Regions from separate parts of the Homo sapiens genome. Here region 1 is linked to region 2. Evidence: chromatin loops called from intact Hi-C (ENCODE). Cell type or tissue: heart left ventricle. All regions are shown on one strand. Links, peaks and the distances in the headings refer to the core of each region. The heading gives the core; the rest is flanking DNA. Region 1 overlaps RBKS (ribokinase). Region 2 overlaps RBKS (ribokinase).

What was found. A loop is a pair of places that touch in the nucleus more often than their neighbours do. Peaks named below come from ENCODE experiments on the same cell type or tissue, not always from the same donor. Only the 100,000 strongest peaks of a DNase experiment are listed, where the experiment ranks them.
Region 1: a loop joins it to region 2, with 2.0 times the contacts of the local background. A loop is called at or near these places in 5 of 110 quality-filtered maps.

Annotation. Positions count from the first base shown.
Region 1 is chr2:27,872,390-27,877,776 of GRCh38, forward strand. All of the region lies in intron 1 of RBKS (ribokinase), which reads right to left. Among named protein-coding and RNA genes, the nearest start is that of RBKS, 15 kb to the right of the region's middle. In heart left ventricle, for the core only: no CTCF peak of the experiment used is centred there; no DNase peak of the experiment used is centred there.
Region 2 is chr2:27,821,151-27,826,537 of GRCh38, forward strand. All of the region lies in intron 7 of RBKS (ribokinase), which reads right to left. Among named protein-coding and RNA genes, the nearest start is that of MRPL33, 52 kb to the left of the region's middle. In heart left ventricle, for the core only: a CTCF peak has its summit at 2,616 (motif pointing left); no DNase peak of the experiment used is centred there; H3K4me3 peaks cover 421 bases; H3K27ac peaks cover 1,541 bases.

The DNA.
Region 1 (5,387 bases), core at 153-5,152, 51 kb after region 2:
ATTCAGGTATGCGCTGTTTATGAGACACATTGAAGGGTGAAAAGAAAAAAAGACAGGAAAAGATATACAAGGCAAATAGCAACTAAAACAAACCTGGATAGCTTTATCAATATCAGCCAAAAATTAAAAAATAAAAAAGCTTAAGGCAAAGACAGATAAAATATGGTAACTCACTTTAATCAAAAGGTTAAATTCATCAGCACCACAGGAAAGGGAGAAAAAAGGTTAAACTCGGCAGGAAAATGTAATAATTCAAGTCTAAGTATAACCAATAAATTAGCCGTAAAATACATAAAACCAAAAAAATATATAACAACAACAAGAAATTGTCAAATCCACCATCACGGTAGGTGATGTTAATGCAATTCCCTAGGTAAGCAAAACGTCAAGCAGACAGAAAGTCAGCCTAGCTTAATGAATGTATATGAAACACCACAGCTGAACACCCATCAAATAAGAAACATGGCAAGAAGGAAGCAATTTGTGGTGGAAGCAGAAGCTTGAATGGATGCAGAGGGGTAAAGGAGGCCAGTAAAGGCAAAACACTGGCAGGGTTGGGAATGAGCAGGTGCTATACTCGCAGAGAAAGCCTGCAAATGGGGAGAGGAGTGAGGGTATGGAACACACATGAGGAGGGCAGTGGGGCCAGGGTAATGATGGAGCACTGGGGTAAAAATTAAAGAACAATCCATTTCCTAGGAACCTTCCCTGGTTCCTGCTCTTCCTGAGACCTGGCTGTTAAGCTAATTCTGGGTCACCTTGCAAACAAGTATCCATTCTTGAAGTAACTGAAATGATCCTCTGCTCATTACAACCCAAATAACTAACCAGTTAAATAATGCAGTTTCCTTGTTGCAGCTGTCAATAGGGTTAAAGTTCTGCTGGAATCGGGGTCCCCACACAGACATTCTACACAGCTGCTATTCTTGGGCAACTGTGGCATGCAAGCATTCCCTCCTTCCCTCCACAAATGTTCACTGAGTAACTACTTTGAGCAAGGTACTGTGATAATTTCAAATGGCTTAAAAGAAACATTTTAGATAATACTCTATTTTCTTTATGGTCTTGACAGAATACCAAAGAACTGCTTATGATTTTCATTGAGACAGCCTGAAGGACTTTAAAATTGAGTTTCTAAAAGACTTTTGGCAGAGTATTTGGTTGAAAATTTAGGTAACTAAAAATGTAGGTTTGTATTTCTCACTTCAAAATGAAGACCTCTAACTCAGAAAAAACCAATATTGTTGCTATAACAGTGTATGAATTGTAATTTTTTAAACTGGTGGTAAAAATCCAGATGTAAAATATAATTTTTAAAGGGTACTTAAAAAACTGTTGCACAAATTATTTTCTGCAATGATACAGAAGAATTGCATTTGAACGTATTTTTGACCATGAGAGACAAGCCAGTACCTAATATGTGATGTATCTGGGAAACAAACAAAAAAAAAACAAAACACCCTGAAACAAAAAACCCCAAACCCAAAGCAAAAACAAAACTCTCAGCTTTTATTTAGAAAACACATCAACCATATACAAACAGAGATAATTTATAGCAGCCTTCTGTATGTATACAAGAAACACTCCAAGTCAAACTAGTGATATAAAAATCATAAAGAAGGTAAGGCAAGGCAGATAGAAATATTTTAAATGCTCATATGAAGAATTTAAGGCCTCAAACGTGTCTTCAATCAGTTGTCATAAGAGGAACCTTCTACAATTCAAAGAAAACTTGTCCTTGAAGATCATATGACAAAAAAGTTGTTCATCACTGTGTAGAAAGTACTAAAAAGTGATTAAAATTGTATTCAATGAAGAAAATCTTGATTTAGTATGATAACTATGGAAGAAATTGGAATAATCTCAGATCCTTTTTATGATACTCAGTCCATTCTCCGCATATATTTGTTACAATTACTACATTCCAGACTCTGTGTGAAGTTCTGGAGATATTCAGACCCTGTCCTCACTTAGCTTACAGCTTAGTTTTAACATTGTACAATCACTGTCAGAATGGAGGAAGGTGCAGCCACTCAACTAGGAGGCAACTGTCCTGGGCGGAACTCACATCATTCAAGAACTGATATCACTGGACAGCATCATGTGACACAACACGTCGTCAAGAGTGAAGACTCTGTATTACCACAGCAGAGAGACTGGATAACCAGGTATGATGCCACTTATACGCTGATGTGTTTATCTGTGCCAATCATGACTCCCCTTGATCAGGAATAACTCCAACCCCTTTCTCTTAAAGGTTAATTTCTCCAAATTGCTACAGTATTTTGTCACATTCACTCTACTTCATAGTTCCTGCTTTTATCAGTAAGTCACTTTTTGTCTACCCCTGTGGAACATTAAAATTTATGGGGAGTTTAAAAAACAAAAATTGATGCCTGGATTCCCTCCCTGGAGAGGCTGGTTTAACTGACTCTAAAGGGCAACCAGGGTTGAGAATCTCTCTCATCCATATTTCCACAATATTTTATGCTAGCCAGAGTCTTAAAATTCTCCTTTCACTCTTATACTATTAGCTTCTTTGCTGCAGAACTCTTAACCAGCATCTTTACATTTTCTTTTCTTTGAACTGTCTTGTTTAAAATCTTAAGGAGTGTCCAACAGAAAAATGGACAAAGGACCCATGGCTGGCAACTCACAAAAGAAACACAAATAACTAACAAACATCTGGAAAACATTCAACATCTCCTCTTGTAATCAAACATGAAAACATTTAACATCTCTCAACTAGTAATGTGTTCGTTAAAAATCCAGGAAATAGGCCTTTTTCATACACTGTGAGTAGGAGTGTATTTCAGAAGAACTTTTATGAAGGCAAATAGGCAATATATTTCAAAAGTTTAAAAAATGTTATTTCCAGCCAGGTATGGTGTCTCACGTCTGTAATCACTGCACTTTGGGAGGCCAAGGTGGGCAGATAGCTTTAGGTTAGGAGTTCGAGAGCAGCCTGGGCAACATGGCGAGACCTTGTCTCAACCAAAAATAAAATATAAAAATTAGTTGGGCATGGTGGTATGCACCTGTAGTCCCAGCTACTCAGAAGGCTGAGGTGGGAGGATTGATTGAGCCTGGAAGGTCAAGGCTGCAGTGAGCTGCGATCGCAACACTGCATTCCGGCCTGGGTGACAGAACTAGACCTTGACTCAAAATAAAACAAAACAAAAACAAGAATGTTATTTCCTTTGGCCTAGAAATTCCAGCTCTAGGAATTTACCTAAGGAAACAGACATGAGTCCAAAAGATAAGTGTTCAAAGAAGTTCATCATAGCAAACAGAACCAACTTAAAAGTATTTATTTAGGGCACTGAATCAACAAATTTTTGTATCTCTACGTAACAGAGTATTAAATGGCCACAAAAATGCTGGGGCTGAGATTGAGGGTGGCAGAGAAGGTATGAGGTTTACTGAGCTCCTTGCCTGTACAGACACATTTTTCCTCTTGCACAAACGTATACTTAGACATGACAGATATACATACATATGGGGATGCAAAATTGCATAAGAGGACATAAAAGAGGGATTACAAATGGGAGACGAAACAAAAAAAATAGGCTAAACTGAAATAAGAAAAGGAGGCTTGGTGAGTAAGATGCAGAATAGGGACTTTACAAAGAAGATGCAAGAAACTAAAAGGAAAAGCAGTGTTGCTGTTATGGAAAACAATATGGTGGGTCCTCAAAAAAATTAAACATAGAATTACCATATGATCCAGCAATCCCACTTTTGGGTATATACTCAAAAGAACTGAAAACAGGGGCTCAAACAGGTATTTGTATTCCCATGTTAATAGCAGCATTGTTCACAATACCCAAAGGTAGAAGCAACCCAAATGTCCACTGATAGATGAATAAACAAAATGTGTAATGTACATAAATGGAGTATTTTTCAGCCTTAAAAGGAAGAAAATTCTGAAACATGCTACAACATGGATAAACTTTGAAAATATTATGCTAAGTGAAGTAAGCCAGTTACAAAGACTCCACCTATATGAGATACTTTGACTCCAATTATACATATGGTAGACTGTTCCACAGGTTACAGAGGCTCTGTGCATTTTTTCTTTATGCTTAAATTTAGATAATCTCTATTACTATGTCTTCAAGTTCACTTACCCTTTCTTGAGGACGTTATGCTAAGTGAAATAAGTAAGTCACATAACGGCAAACACTGCATAATTCCACTTATATAATGTACCTAAAGTAGTCAAATTCATAGGGATAGAAAGTAGAATAGTAGTTGCCAGGGGCTGAGGGGAGGAGGGGATAGGGAGTTATTGTTTAATAAGAACATCATTTCCATTTAGGAAGATGAAAAAAGTTTTGGAAATGATTAGTGGTGATGTTTGTAAAAAAATGTGGATGTACTTAATGCCAATGAATTGTAAATTAAAAATGGTAAATGTTATATTATGCATATATAATAAAAATTGCAGGTCTGAAAAAAATTCTAAAGGACAATAATACTAAGTACTCTGATATTGATAATTGCAATATTAGCTTTGTTTTCTTTTTCAAGGAAATCGGTCCTTACTAGCACTTTTGAACACTTTGTCTCTTGCAAATCCAGTACATGTCAAACTTCTGAAATGCTACTCAAAACTTCACAATAACACAATGTGTTAGTACTTGAGAGCCAAAAGGTAAAAACTTTAATCCTGGCTCCAATCTTAATTAGGTATTAGCTGGGGGAAAATCAGTTAATTCTTTCTAGACTTGTGCTTCCTATATTTAACATGAACAGGGTGGTCATTTCAACACAAAAATGAACTCAAGTTTCTTTGCTACTCTGATATTCTCTAGTTCCACAGTCTCTAAGTCCCCGACAACACTTTACACATTATAAATATCTTTGTTACATGGGTGGTTGAGCTTTGTGTAGTTTTTTTTTTTCCCCTAAGAATGCTGTATTGGTATATGGAAGATTCTATTTTGTATTTTAACATTCTTTTTTATGTTTATATCTTCTGTCATTTCATTGCCTCCAGTTAATATTTGTAAATTTTTTGAGCTAAATTTGTCATTAGCGTCTCCATTACAATTATGAAAGAATACCTGTATTTTTTCTTAAATCTCAAAACAAAATTAGGATTTTTTCCCTTAGAGAGAATTTGACTATCTCTTAATTATTTGATACCATTTATTTTGATTTTTAAGGAATATAACCGCCCCTGCCCCCCCAATAAAAGTAGTAAGCATGGAATGCTTTTGTTCCATAAGATGGGATTCTTTCCAAGGACTCTACCTTCTAGGTCTTGTCAATGTGGGAAAATAAAGTTTCAACATTAGTGTTTCCTTATAAAAGATCAGAGAGTGAATGCTTGATTCATGCCCACTTTACTAAACAGTTGTTTCCAACTATTTTAGCCCCTA
Region 2 (5,387 bases), core at 305-5,304:
GTGATCTATTTGGACTTAAACATTCTCAAATTTTAATTTTGGCCAAACTTATGGGTAATAAAGAGGACCTCACTGTTATTTTAATGTGTATAATCCTGACTTCTAATGAGGTTAAGCATTGTCTCATTTCTTTATTTTTTTCGTATTTCTTATTCAGTGACTTGCCTATTTATATTATTCTAGGGAAATACTTGATTTTTTTAGTTGTAATTACACTATTTTTTAGTTGTAATTTTTTGTTGTAATATGTGCAATTACACATATTAATCCTATAATATTGCAAATATTCAAATTAGCTGTAAGTAGATATTCAAAAGTGTATGACTATGCATAGAAAAAAATCTGGAAAGATTTACACCAAAAGGTTAACAATTACTTTTAAGTGGATGGGTCATGGATACTTGACTTTCTTCTTTATACCTTTCTGTGTTGCTGCTCTCCTTCCCTCCTTGAACACTAAAGTATGTATTAATTTCACAAGTAGGAAAAGCCCCAATAAAGTGATTAGTGGAATAAAGGTGATAATGAAGGCTCTCAAGGCAATTCTAACAGAGGATTTCCAAAGGCACTTTGAGTAGTAGCTGTGTCAATAGAGTAAGTCTCCTAAAGTCAGGGTTTGAAGGAAACAACAGTCACTTCTTGGATAAGAAAAATTGACAGTGCAGTTCAAAATTAGCCTTATTACTTTACCTCTTCAGCACCCAAGATTCGACCATTTTTTAAACCATATTATTTTACCCACCCAGCCCTTTCTCAAGTGTTGCCAGTAAACAGTAAGGGACACCGAAACATCTTGGCTATAACAGAAGCTTCTGGACAGAAATGTGCAAAGGCTCTATTCAAGGACAAAATGGCTTTTGAGCCATAAATCCCCTCAGAAACTCAACTAATTACTACATGCAAAGAAAGTATATGTTGATCAGAAAGAAGGAGATGAGAAGAAGAAGAAGAGTCTGCTGGGGAAACACAGTTCAAGGAAAGTCACGGAGACTAGTACTGGCAGTACCCATGCAAGAACTGCTGAGTATTCAGTCTTCCCAGCAGGACTATGGCTAAGCAGGGAACAGGGCCTCATGTTGCCTGGGTTGAGAAACACCTCTTGAGATCACCTCAATTCATTAGTTCTGAGTACATTTTGCAATATTAGTTTGACTTTCTACTGGTGGCAGTGACAAGGGTGGGGAGAGGAGAATGTAGGGTGGAGGAAAGGTCACACCAAGTTGGGAATGATGGCCCCTCAGATGCTAGGTTTTCAAAGATTGAACTGTCAGTCTGGATAGGGCCTAAAAGGTGGGTCCATTAACCCCATCCTTGAGACAGCCGGGATGGCCGCGGGCCAGACCCCAGGATGAGAGGAATACAAGAGGCCACCTGGGAAACCTGCAAGTAACCTGCCAGCCCCAGCAATCACCTCATCCTAAGAAAGTGCTTCCGTGCAAACTTTAACAGAAATTATCTCTACTTCTTACTGGTGCAATCCTAATTTAGAGTTAACTCTCAAGCTCTGAGTAGTTATGGGACACCCATGCAGCTGGCTGCTGCTGCCTAGTGCCTCATCAGCAACTCTGAACACTATAGGACTCAAATGTGAAGGATAGAAAGAAAGGAGAATAAAGAATAGGAAAGATAAATTCCCTGTGCCCCTGGCTTTTGTTTGTTCTCAGCTTACTTACATACCCATGCGTTATTACAGAGTGAGTGATTCTTGAGAAGACAGATTTAGCCTACGGACTAAATTCTTGAGAGTGTTATTGTAGATTCCAGGACTTAACCATTTACATAAAGAAAAGCAATTTATATGTCAAGAATTTCAGTGCTTATAAAGCAGGGATAACTAATGTTATAATATATCACAGTAGCACAATAATCCTAAAATATACCATGCTTAGGTGTGTGTCTCTGACTATGGAGTGCTTACTCAGTGCAATCCCAAATGCAAGCAGGCAAACCCCCTAACATTCAGGTTGGAAGAAGAGAGGGCGGACATGCACTCTCTGTCATTTGGAGGCTGAGATTCAGATAACATATAGAAATGGGAGAAGAGACACATCTGTCATGTCTTCCAAACTGAGCTGAGGACATCTGCAGCTACTGCCACCATCTCACTCTAGTACAACGGGAAAAACAGATGTAAAAATAGAAGTGATATATTCAACTATTAACAGTGAGGCAAAACTGAATATAGCAGTCTGCAGAAGCACTGACGTAGAACGGGAAATGGCTTCTTCTAGGCAGGCTGTCTGCCTTGAGTGGACAACATGCCAACTAAAGATGTTTCCAGCACCCATGTCATCCCTGACTTTTTAATAAGGGATTAGGAGGAAGAGAAAAGCGAGAAGGTTACAAACCGACTGAGAGCAAGTAATACCCTCCTGACAGAAAAGTGAAGGAGCCCATTTGTTCAGAAGAAAATGCCTCCCTGGGAGCTCCTCACTCGCCACGTGAATTACCTTCTCTTTATCAGATTTATGAAGAGGCTGCACAGCTGTGTGCAGAACAGGTAAGAATTTTAATAATGAAAGTGCTGGATGAGAGGACGAAGACAGCATAAAAAAGATGAGGAAGATTCTAGACCCAGAAAATCACTACCCTGGTTCCTGTCAGTGTCACTGCTGCTCCACCTGGGGGATGCTGAGAGTCCATTCACGCATATTCAGCAGGGCAATTCAGTGGAGAGTCTTTATCACGAATATCCATTCATAAGTGAATTGCTTAGGTGGAGCTTTTTTGTTGTTGTTTGAAATATAATTCATGCATCATAAAATTCACTCTTTAAAGGGGTATGCTTTAGTGTTCTTTAGTATTACCCACAAGCTTGTCCGACCATTACCACTGATTCCAGAACATTTTCATCACCCCAAAGAGGAACTCCATACTCATTAGTAGTCACTCTCCATCCCCTTCCAGCAACCATCAGTTGACTTCCTGTCTCTATGGATTTATAATACCTATTCTGGATATTTCATAGAAATAAAATCATAATATATGACCTCTTATGCCTGGCTTCTTTTACTTAGTAGTATGTTTTCAAGGTGCATCCATGTCATAGCATGAATCAGTACTTCATTCCTTTTAAAAAAGAATTATTTAATAATTCACCTATTTTAACATAAATAACTCAGTGCATTTAGTATTGTCACAATGTTGTACAATCACCGACCTCTTATCTAGTTTCAAAACATTTCCATTACTCTAAAGTAAAACTCCTTACCCATTAGGCAGTTTCTCCCCATTCCTCCTCCCCCTAGTCCCTAGCAACCACCCATCTATGCTCTGTATCTATGGATTGATCTATTCTGAATATTTCATTTAAATGGAATCATATAATATGTTAACACTTTGTGTCTGGCTTCTTTCACTTAGCATAATGCTTTGGAGGTTCATCCATGTTGTTGTATGTATCAGTATTCTTTTTAATGGCTGAATAATATTCCATCGTATGGATATACCACAATTTGTTTATCCATCATCTGCTGATAAACACTGGGTTCTTTCCAATTTTTGGCTATTATGAATAATGCTGCTATGAACATTCACATACAAGTTTTTGTGGACACATGTAAGGCTTAAGTATAAATGCCCAATCCCTCTCCATTCCCATTTTCATGAGGCAAATACTTTAAATTCTTTTAGTGGTTTCTTCTGGTAATTATCTGATGTTTCTGGCAATACACTTATACTGCTTTTAGAAAACCAGTTTTAGGGTTGGGCATGGTGGCTCATTGCCTATAATCCCAGCACTCTAGGAGGCTGAAGTGGGTGGATTGCTTGAGCCCAGAAGTTTGAGACCATCTTGGGCAACATGGCAAAACCCTGTCTCTACTAAAAATATAAAAATTAGCCAGGCATGGTGGCGTGTACCTGTAGTTCCAAACACTTGGGAGACTGAGGCAGGAGGATCACCTGAGCCTGGGAGGCAGAGGTTGCAGTGAGCCAAGATGGAGCCACTGCACTCCAGCCTAGGCAACAGAGTGAGAACCTGTCTCAAAAAAAAAAAAAAGTCAATTTTAGATATTATCTCTTGAGTTCCAATTATGGAAAATAAGCATTTAGTTTTCTTATGTCCCCCCATGTGCAAATGCACACTCACTTTATCCTCCCATCTTCACAATATTATTCTAATCTCCATTTCTGGTTAAATCTAGAATTAGCATTTACATTGTTATGACTATGCATTTATAGCATTTATAGCCACGTCATGTACAAAGATTATATTCACTTAATCATACTTTTTCCCCTTAGGTTCTAGATGACCTAGAAGGGAAAATTTGCTTTACTTAAACATTTTCCTCAGTTTCCTATGTACCAATTAATAGTTCATCTTCAAATTCTGCAAGAAAATGAAAAATCTCTAGATATATTAAAACACACTGGACATTCTACTGTTTTCTTGTCAGCATCCACTTCCCTATCCTCTGATAAGAGTGATTTGTATCTGAAACCAGGGACAGGGACATGACATGAGACACAGCGTGGGTAGGGAGTGGACCCACCTGAGCTCATAGCCCACTATGAGGAAGGCAGAGCTGACAGGGAGGGAGCCAGTGAGCAAGTGACCTGACTTGCCTGGATGACACTGTTCAGCCTCTGCATTCTGCCATATCTTTACACTTTGCAATTATGTGCACCAAATAAATCCTTTTTCCTGCATAAGCCTGAGTTGTGCTTCTGGTGCTTACAACCCAAAGGGATAGTAACTAACATGGACACTGAGAATAGGGGCTAAGCCACTTCTGTGCATCCATGTAGGTCTTTGAGGAATCCTCATTTTACTTTTAGCAGGAGATGCATAGAGTCTTTTCACTTTAGTGAAAGTAGTGTTAGTCTAATGGCGGATTGATTTCAGAACTAAGGATCCCCTCAAATTCAGGTTCTTGTCCTTGACAAAACAGAAAATAAACTAATAGTTTCAGAAATGACTAAATATGAAGAGAATAGCAACACCAAGCACACTTTATCAAATACCTGGTAAAGCACATTTTGAAAGGCAACCAGGATGTTAATTTCATGTCACATAACCATTTCTTGCACTTGAATATTTTTCAAAGTATATTCACATCCAAAACTTCATCAGATCCCCTCAGCCTTCTTTTTTCATAATGACCCACATTTTAAAGTCGCTTCTAAGCATAAAAACAAACCAAAACATATTTTATGAATAATTATCTGTTTCTTCTAAATAAAAACTCTAAAATGTTTATTCTTCCTCAAGTCTAGTTTACTTACTTTTCTAGTCAGCTCTCCTGAATCTGTTTTTCTTTTCTTTTTTTTTTTTTTGAGACGGACTCTCGCTCTATTGCCAGGCTAGAGTGCAGTGGTGCAATCTTGGCTCACTGCAACCTCTGCCTCCCAGGTTCAAGTGATTTTCCTGCCTCAGCCCCCCAAGT